Regions from separate parts of the Homo sapiens genome. Here region 1 is linked to region 2. A link is a contact called in ENCODE Hi-C or POLR2A ChIA-PET data. All regions are on one chromosome and are shown on one strand. Each heading gives the region's core, a stretch centred on a gene start or an enhancer-like site at or near the end of the contact. The rest is flanking DNA. Distances are from core to core; before and after follow the strand shown. Region 1 overlaps CDC16 (cell division cycle 16). Region 2 has its middle 11 kb from the start of RASA3.

What was found. Hi-C counts contacts between places; a loop is a spot of excess contacts on that map. ChIA-PET counts read pairs that join two places held with the same protein, here RNA polymerase II (POLR2A). Pooled maps may share reads with other maps.
Region 1: a map of natural killer cell shows a loop between it and region 2 (2.5-fold over the local background). The contact joins two enhancer-like sites. A Hi-C loop is called at or near these places in 1 of 168 maps with a recorded cell type or tissue (natural killer cell) and 2 of 50 pooled maps. POLR2A ChIA-PET finds 5 or more read pairs at or near these places in 4 of 52 experiments (CD4-positive, alpha-beta T cell, Caco-2, activated CD4-positive, alpha-beta memory T cell and 1 more).

The regions. Positions count from the first base shown.
Region 1 is chr13:114,256,672-114,261,504 of GRCh38, forward strand. It overlaps CDC16 (cell division cycle 16), which reads left to right. Exons shown (of 18, transcript NM_001078645.3): 13 at 407-559; 14 at 2,664-2,727. All of the region lies in intron 2 of LOC105370384 (a long non-coding RNA gene), which reads right to left. Among named protein-coding and RNA genes, the nearest start is that of MIR548AR, 15 kb to the left of the region's middle. Within about 2 kb of position 3,485, at least 5 of the 41 ENCODE cell types and tissues checked have a DNase peak (open chromatin) inside an H3K27ac peak, as active enhancers do.
Region 2 is chr13:114,141,573-114,146,007 of GRCh38, forward strand. No RefSeq gene overlaps it. Among named protein-coding and RNA genes, the nearest start is that of RASA3, 11 kb to the left of the region's middle. RefSeq lists an enhancer at 1-62. Within about 2 kb of position 2,324, at least 16 of the 41 ENCODE cell types and tissues checked have a DNase peak (open chromatin) inside an H3K27ac peak, as active enhancers do.

The sequences.
Region 1 (4,833 bases), core at 2,235-4,734, 120 kb after region 2:
GTAGCTTCATAAAGGGAAGTAGAAGTTGAACCCAATCTTGAAGGATAAATGGTGGTGAGTAAATAAGAGGAAGACCAGTGTCGGCTGGGGCATGACATTAGCATCAAGGAGGAAGACAGCACCACAGAGACCTGCCCTTTTGCTTTAGAGAGTTTTTGTTTTTTTACTGTGGAATAATAATGAAAATTAAAGGTAAATAAGTTGCAGATAGATTCTAGAAGTGGCAGCTGATTAGTCCAAAGCCCATTAGGCATTCATTAAATATTTGTAAATTAAGAGAAAAAAGTAAATGCTGTGTTTTGGCTACCTTTAAATTATTTTGCAGATAGGATTTGAAGTTGACAGATTAATTTCTGCTAAATCACAGTTTTTGGTGTTGAATATGTGAAATTTTCCAATTTTTTAGGTGTCATTTGCCTATGCTGTATATTGGATTAGAATATGGTTTGACCAATAACTCAAAACTAGCTGAAAGGTTCTTCAGCCAAGCTCTGAGCATTGCACCGGAAGACCCTTTTGTTATGCATGAGGTCGGCGTGGTTGCATTTCAGAATGGAGAGTAAGTACTGGAAGACCAGAAACCCTTCTGTTAACTAGTGATTGTAAATACAGTAGGTGATCACTAGAGTTCACTGACAAAAGCGACTCTTCAGTAGATTTGTACTTTTAAATGTTCTATTTTAGGAGAAGGAGATAGAAAAAAAAGAGAGAAACTGTTATCTTGGATTTCCTTAAAAATTCTAAACCCAGGTTTTGGTCTTTTTTTGATCTGAGCTACCACTTCTTTTCTTACATGATTGGACAGTTCAGATTACACATACCCCACAGTGTGGCTGGGGGCACTGTGGAATCCTTAGTTATCTCTGTGTTGATAAGGAGTTGAATTTACGTATTTGAGAAGAATTTGACATGGTTTTTGAAACAAAAGTGTTTTCTATTTAGTTACTAGTAAGTCAGAAAATTTAATTCCTGGTCAGTGTAGGCTTTACTGTACTCTAGAATATTTGTAGAATAAGTGATTTGGTGTTATACTCAAAGAGAAAAATGTATGTAATCCTTTGCATTTCATGATATACAAATTTTAAAATGGTAAATTAGTTTCAGTTTTTTTTGGTTTTTGTTTTTGTTTTTTTGAGATGGAGTCTCGCTGTGTTGCCCAGGCTAGAGTGCAGTGGCGCATTTTCAGCTCACTGCATTCTCTGCCTCCCAGGTTCAAGCGATTCTCCTGCCTCAGCCTCCTGAGTAGCTGGGATTACAGATGCCCACCACCACGCCCGGCTAATTTTTGTATTTTTAGTAGAGACAGGGTTTCACCATGTTGGTCAGGCTGGTCTCGAACTCCTGACCTGGTGATCCGCCTGCCTCAGCCTCCCAAAGTGCTGGGATTACAGGTGTGAGCCTCCACGCTCGGCTGTAAATTAGTATTAATACTACTACAGTGTCATTTATGGCATGTATGTGTTCTAAAAAATGGGTTATCTAGGTATTTTTTAAAAGTTTGAAGCTTTAAAATAAATAGTAATCTTTTAATATAATACAGTAATCATCAGTATTTGCGAATTTGCCTACTCATTAAAATTTATTTGTAACCGCCAAATCAGTTCCTGAGGTGCTTTCTGAGCCATTGGCAGACATGCCCAGGGCTGGGAGAAAGCTGGGTCTCCTGGCACACACACTTCCAGCTGGAGTCTAAGAAGGCAACGCTCTGCCTTTTTTCCCAGTTCAACTATAAACCAGTGTACTTCTTGTGGTCTATTTAGTGCCACAGTTTTCACATTTTTGTGCTTTTTGTTGATGATTTCACTGTTTTGAAATAATCCCCAAGCTTAGTGAAATGCTATCTAGTGTTAATTGTGATACACTTTTGTGTTACAGAGGAAACACATGTATTAGAGAAGCTTCATTCAAGCAGGCATCAGTATTTATAGTGCTGCTGGCCCTGACTTCAATATTGATGAATCAACAATATGTATCAAATAAGACGTCTTTAAATAGAAACACACATAAAACAAGGTTACGCATTGATCAATTAGAGAAAATGTGACCAGAGAATTGCAGGAATCTAACTGTATTTCCCCTGGCAGCCGCGGTTCAATATTTGCTAACTCAGTGTACACAGTGACTTTATAGAACATAAATACTGTGGTTGGGTGCGGTGGCTCCCGTCTGTAATCCCAGCACTTTGGGAGGCCGAGATGGGCATATTGCTTGAGGCCAGGAGTTTGAGACCAGCATGTGCAACATGGCGAAACCCCATCTCTACTAAAAATACAGAAATTAGCCAGGGATGGTGTTGTACACCTGTAATCCCAGCTGTGTCAGGAGGCTGAGGCACAAGAATCACTTAAACCCGGGAGGCAGAGGCTGCAGTGAGCTGAGATCGCACCACTGCACTCCAGCCTAGGTAACAGAGTGAGACTCTTAAAAAAAAAAAAAAAAAAAAGGAATATAAATACTGTATCTCCCAAAATCTTGAAATCTTGAACTCTTGATATTAATGCCGTAAAATTAATCATTTGTGACTTAACTTTGAATTTTTATAATTATTTCCAGCAGTTTACCCCATTGCATTTTAGTACTACTAGAAAGGTAATCAAAAATTTTTTTAAAGTTTATATTTGCTAATTTCGAATAATCTGCAACCTTTTTTCCTTTCATTTTAGATGGAAAACAGCCGAAAAATGGTTTCTTGATGCTTTGGAAAAAATTAAAGCAATTGGGAACGAGGTATTCTTTGTAGTACCTGTAAATATACACATATACACCCCTGAGTGTTTACTGTTAAATGAGGAAAACAACACAGAAATCTCTTGCCTTCGAAGATAGTAACCTGATATTTTCATAACAAGCGGCTGTTAATGTTTGCATTGTCAGTTAACTGTTTTACCACATGGTAAGAAATGAGTTTTTTCCCTAAGAGGGCAAGTGTTGGCGTTTGCTTCTTAAATGGGCTCTAGCTTTGAAACGTGAGAGGCATCAGAATAGATTGGGTGATTATTTGAAGCTAGGAATAGTCATTGGGTCACGGAAACAATTGGGCACTGTAGCGTCAGATGTAATATTCCTCTAGAACTTCAGAGAGCTTCTTTGACTGAAGGGTAAATAAAGTATAGCAGCAGGTCCCACTTCTGAAAGGATAGGGATGGGATAGGTATTACTGAAATTCACACCTTTTGTTGCTGTTACTGCATACTGAGTGTGTATTTGGGCCTTTCCATTTTAAAATATTTGACTGCTTCTGTTGTATGAACGATCCCGTGAATTGGTGCTTATGAGTTAACCTAACAATTATCAAGGATGTGTATATACTGATATTACTTAAAAGTAGTAACAGTTTTAGATACCATAAACTTGCATAGTAAGAGATTTGCATGATGCTCTTCTGTTTCATTCGTGCCTGTTTTGTTTCATTCTATTCTGATTTTCACTTCTCAGCTTCCTGCTGTTACTGTTTGTGCACACCTGCCCACAGTTTTCTTCTCCCTTGGCTGTTAGCTCTCTCTGCTGTTACAGACACAGCTTTGCCTCCCTGCCAAGCGATCTGCCTGTCCCCATAGACACAGCTTTGTTTACTTTGGTCTCTCATGTCATCTGAACTTATAAACACTATTTCTGTGTTTGCACATGCGTGTATATAAAGCAGGTGCCTCTGTCGCATAGTCTTGGGTAGTTCTGGATAATCCAAGTGTTTTGTTAATAGGGGATTGCCACTTGCCACCTTGTCAGTTTTCTAAGAAGTGACTGCCTTATGCCCCAGACGGGCTCAGCAGCATCAGCATCACCTAGAAGCCTGCTAGAAGTGCAGAATCTCAGACCAACTGAATCAAAATCTGCAGTTTTAGCGTGATGCCCAGGGGATTATCACGCACAGAAAAGTTTTGAGAAGCACTTTCCTAAACCATACTTAAGTTGAGCCTGTATTCTTTGATGATTAAGGGGCACTAAATTTAGAGTCTTACAGAAACTTAATGGTTTTAAGTATGAAAGCACAACACTATTGAAATGTCAAAATGCTCATTAAAAAGTTATACGAAGAGGGGGAAAATATTGACTTTATTAGAAACTGCAGCAAATGTCAAAGAGAAACAGTCATGCCTAAGAGTCATTAAATGATTTGTTTTTCATTCACATGGGCTGTGCCTCCTAGAACTGGTCTCAATAGAGTTAGAGAATCTGTGGCTCAGGTCTGTTCATTCATTTAGTTGACATATATTTAATGAGTGTCAGCCATGCCATAGGCTCTGAGCTAGGCCTTGGGATGCAAAGGGGAATGAGTTTACTATTTCCTGACCTCAGATCAACTGGCGAATGTAAGTACGTAAATTGACAGTGAAAATACGGTGCAATTGAGGAACTAAAGGTGCCCACAGAGAAAGGCAGTTCACCCAGAAATGAGCCTTTTGCATACACCTCAGTCCTGAAAGTCATCAGACATCAGCTAGGCAAAAATTAGGGCAAGGGTATTCCAGTGTTTGCAAAAATTGGAGCTAATTCATTATGGCTTGGATTTTGAGTTCACAGAGAATGTCAAGGAGTGGGTCAGGAGGGTTAAGTGTGGATCACTAAAGGCCCAGAATGAAAGAGTTTGTGCCTTATCCTGAGGAGAATGGGAAAACAAAAGGGATTTAAGAAGGAAACAACCCGGTCAGACTTTTATGATTGGGGCCCAGATTTGACTCTGTTAATGAGGAAGGTGAGGACTAAATAGGTTGGAGTTATGCCTAGCAATTAGAAGGAACCAGCCCTGGTGTGCCTCATGGAAGGGTCAGAGGGGGTGGGGGTGCCATTCACTGACTGGAGGGGCACTCAGAAGCAGTGAGGTCAGGGGCTGGG
Region 2 (4,435 bases), core at 1,074-3,573:
GACACGTGCACACACATGCGCACATACATACTCCCTCCCTCACACACAACCTTACACACAAATTCCCTCACATGCACTCACACACGCACACACACTCCCTCACACATACACATACAAACTCACATGCACACACCCTCCCTCCCTCACAGACACACATGCACACATGCTCACACATGTCCTCACATGCCCACACCCTCCTTCATTCGCACACACACACCCTCCCTCACTCACACATGCAAGCACACACGTGCACATGCTCACACACATCCTCACACACTTCCTCACACACCCTCACCCACATGCACTCACACACATGCACACACACTCCCTCACTCATGCACACATACACAAGCATACTCACGCTCATACATGCTCACACACCCTCCCCTCCCTCACACCCACATGCACACACTCGCACATGCACATATGGTCACACAGTCCCTCACACACACACTCCCAGTCCCTCACACACACAAGCACACACACAGACATGCACACACATTCATGCACTTCCTCCTTCACACACATTCATGCTCCTCACACAAATACACCCACATGCACACATGCACACAGACACACTGGTACACACACACGGACACCCACATGCACACACACACAAGCATACCCACATGCACACATACAGACACTGACACACACATGCGCACCCACATGCACACATACACATAGACACACTGATACTCTCACACACCCACATGCACACAGACACACACACATGCACACCCACATATACACAGACGCACTGACAGACTCACACAGACTCACCCATACACATACACTGACACACACACCCCCATGCTCACACACACACTGACACACACGCTCACACCCAGTGTATGTGCAGCTGGTGCCATCCGCCCTCAGGGCACTTGATCCCATCGGTGACCACTCCTTGCTTTGCAAGATGCTGCTGTTGGGGGAACTGGGCAAAGGGGCTGCTGTTGGGGGAACTGGGCAAAGGGAACAGGCACTCTCCGTGTTATTCCTTACGACTGTGTGTGAATCTGCAATTATCTCAAAAGAGAACCGTTTAAAGCAAGAGGACTATGTGGGAGTGGACACCAGCTCCCTGGCCCTGTCCTGCTCTTGCGGCAGCCCCCACCTGCCCGAGGCCTCCGCTGTGGGAACTGGAACCTCCCTCACAGGAAGGGCGTGACCTCGTGTTTACCAGCCCTGCCCTGAGCGCAGAGCCCTTCGTGGAAATTGGTGCCTTGTTGTCATGAGAGGAAGGTTGAGGCCAGGAGAAACCTCAAGTTCTTGTGGGCATGGTGCTGCCTCGCGGTTTGACTGCAGGAGGCCTTACGGCGGCTCCGAGATGGGTGGCTTGGCCTGGAGCAGGACGAGCCAGGGCGAGGGCAGCTGCTGGGCGCCGTGACCCTGGCTCCTGCTGCAGGCTTTCCTCTGGGCCCCCTGTTCCAGAACCTTCTCCCTCTCAGGCCACCTGTGTCTGTGCCCCTCAGGAAGCAAGCAGGCTTTCTGCAGACCAGGCTCTCTCCACCCTCCAGGAGGCGTGGCTGTCAGGGCAGCTGGCTGGCGCCCCACTGCTCTCCAAGCCAACCAGCACCAGGTGTGAAAGGAGTCAAATGTGTCCCAACGTATAAACAATGTTTATCCCGACTAGACAGGCCACATCCTGATGTTTTACATTCTGTTCTAGCTTCCTAGACTAACCTTGTGTACTCAGCTTCTAAATGAGTGTCGGGCCCCTCAAGTAGATGCCGTGAGCAGCTGCTGTGTGCACGTATGTGTGTGCTTGTATGTGTGAACGACAGTGTGTGAGTGTAAGTGAGGGAGTGTGTGTGTGTGAGGACGTGTGAGAGCATGTGCGCATGTGCCGAAGGTGCCAGCTCAGGACAACCAAGCATTACGTGTTCAGGAATTTTGCAAGCTGGTTGTTAAACAGAGCCATTACTAAAAATTCAATTCGATGGGCTTATAGAGTTTATAAAATTGCACGAACCCATGCTCTGGGGTCGCTGACATCTGTTCTATGGAGGAAATACAGTCACGCACCACATGACAATGTTTTGATATGGAGGAAATACAGCCACGCACCATATAACAATGTTTTGATATGGAGGAAATACAGCCACGCACCATATAACAATGTTTTGATATGGAGGAAATACAGCCACGCACCATATAACAATGTTTTGGTCAAGCAGGGTGGTCCCACAGGATTGTAGCACCAGATTCTTACTGTCCTCTCCCGGGTTAGTTGTGTTTGGACGCACATACACCACTGTGTGGCAGTCGCCTGTGGCATTCGGTACAGGAGCCTGCACACAGGTCTGTGGCGGAGGAGCGCTGGCTGTACCTTGCAGCCCAGGCCTACAGGGGGCCCGGCCATCCAGGCGTGTGTAAGTCACTGTGAGGCCCGCACAGAGAAATCGCCCAGCCATGTATTTCTCAGAGTGCATCCCTGTCACAAAGCCACGGTGAGTGTGAACGCAGGGAGCGCTGCCTGTACCTCCTCCCACCTGGGAGTGTCTCATGCCCTCCCCCAACCCCGTTTTTTCCTGAGTCATTTGTTAAACCTTGGCCTCGCTTGTGACTGGCAGTTTGAAATGCCCTATTCAAGTCAACTCCCCTCCCTGGCCCACGCCACCTTCGTGTTTCCTGTGAAGAGGCTGAAGGGAGGCCATGGGGGCCCAACGTGTGACCAGTGGGTACTCAGCTGGGAGTGGTGCACATTCCAACTCAGGGTCCAGAGCTGTCACCCCACAAGGTCCTGCCTCTCGACTCATGCCCACCCCAGAGGTAAGGACCGTCTGCCCACAGCCTGGGCTTCCAGGCGCTGCAGCTGGGAACTGTCACCCCACCTGGAATGGTCCCCTGAGATGTGGCTCTGTCAAGGGCTGGGGACAGGTTCTGGCTCCGGGCACGTGGACTCTCGCCCACCCAGGTCCAGGACCCAAGGCACAGAGGCTGGGCTGATTCCTGGGGGCCTCGCTGTGCCCTTCCTGCACAGCCCCTGGGGGATTTGCAGGGTGTGGGGTCTTTGTGGGGCCTTGTCCTTCAGAGCTTCCTATTTGCCCCTTTCAAATTGGTTGAAGAAACCTTGGGGAGTCAGGAGAGAGCCGAGAATCAGGACTGAGTGAGAACAGCGAGCTGCCCTCCAAGGCCGCCTCTGACTGGGGAGGCTTCCGCGTGGCTGTGCAGTCACTGGGCTGATGAGGCTTTCCGCCCTTACAACACAGGTTCAACTACAACACCTCAAACTCAACCCCAACAGCTATGAAAGCAGCATCGGGGAATTGGAACGAAATCACTCCCGATCCCACCTCTGCTACATCCGAGCCATGTCTGTTCCTGCATTCATTTCCTGCAATTTTACTCCCCAGCATTCGTGTTTTCATGTGGTTCTAACTAAGGCCCTAGAGGCTACAGCCCCACGCCGTCCTTGCAGAAGCTGTAGCTCATCTCCTTCGCTATTTTAATTGAATGGGCACCAAGCGTTTGCCCTGGACCACCTGTGAAAGGCACCGAGGGAGAAGCCATGGGCTCAAGACCCCCCAGCCAGGGCTCGCCTTAGGACCCTTTACATATTTGAAGGGAGGCCAGGAAGGTGCAGCCACAGTTTCATTCTCTTATCACTCTGCCTGCATTTTTCAGGTTTCAATAAGAGCAGATATAATTAGAGGGGCTCTGTTCCTCCTGGAGAAAGAACACTGCAAATTACAGGGTATCTCTAATGAGCCATGGACCGGAAGACAGCATCACTGACCCCTCATCATCTCAGGCTCTCCTCTTGCCACTCCCACCATGACTGGCTGGATGACCAAGCAGGGGCCTGAGTGTTCAGCTACAAAGACAAGCAGCTCCATGCAGCCTTCAGAGAGGAAGAGAGGCAGGTGGCTAGAGAGCCCCCTGTGACAGATGGGCTGGTCCGGGCAGGAGGAAGGAGGGCAGGGGCTGGAGAGTCCCTGGGGACCAATGGGGCTTCTTGGCCTAAATGCCACGGGTGGGAGCTGGGGCAGCAGGGGTTTGTGAGGCACTCACCTGGATTATCTGTCATTGTTGTAGCTCATACAGTCCAAGGACCTCAGACTATAAATGTGTGGTGGTGAATTAACTACCTGTTGTGATGTTATCCTGGTCCTGTGAAGATTTACAAGGAGCCATGTCACTTCTCTGCCAAAACCCTGGACTGTCCTCCTGTCCCCCTTGGCACAAATCACAAAGCGCCATCGTGCACACAGGAGCCCGGGGGCTCAGGCGTCACCCAGCAGCTCCAGGCCTCCTGGCTCCAACCCTCTGCCTTCTTGCTTTCCCTTCAGCAGAACGGGTCTCTCCCTTCCCGGGGCCTTTGCACATTCCCCCTGTAGGAATGCTCTGTCTTGCTCTCTGCAGGAATTCCCTCTGCAGCAATGCTCTGTCCCCAGGGATCTGTGTGTTGCTTCTCTCTGAGGACACC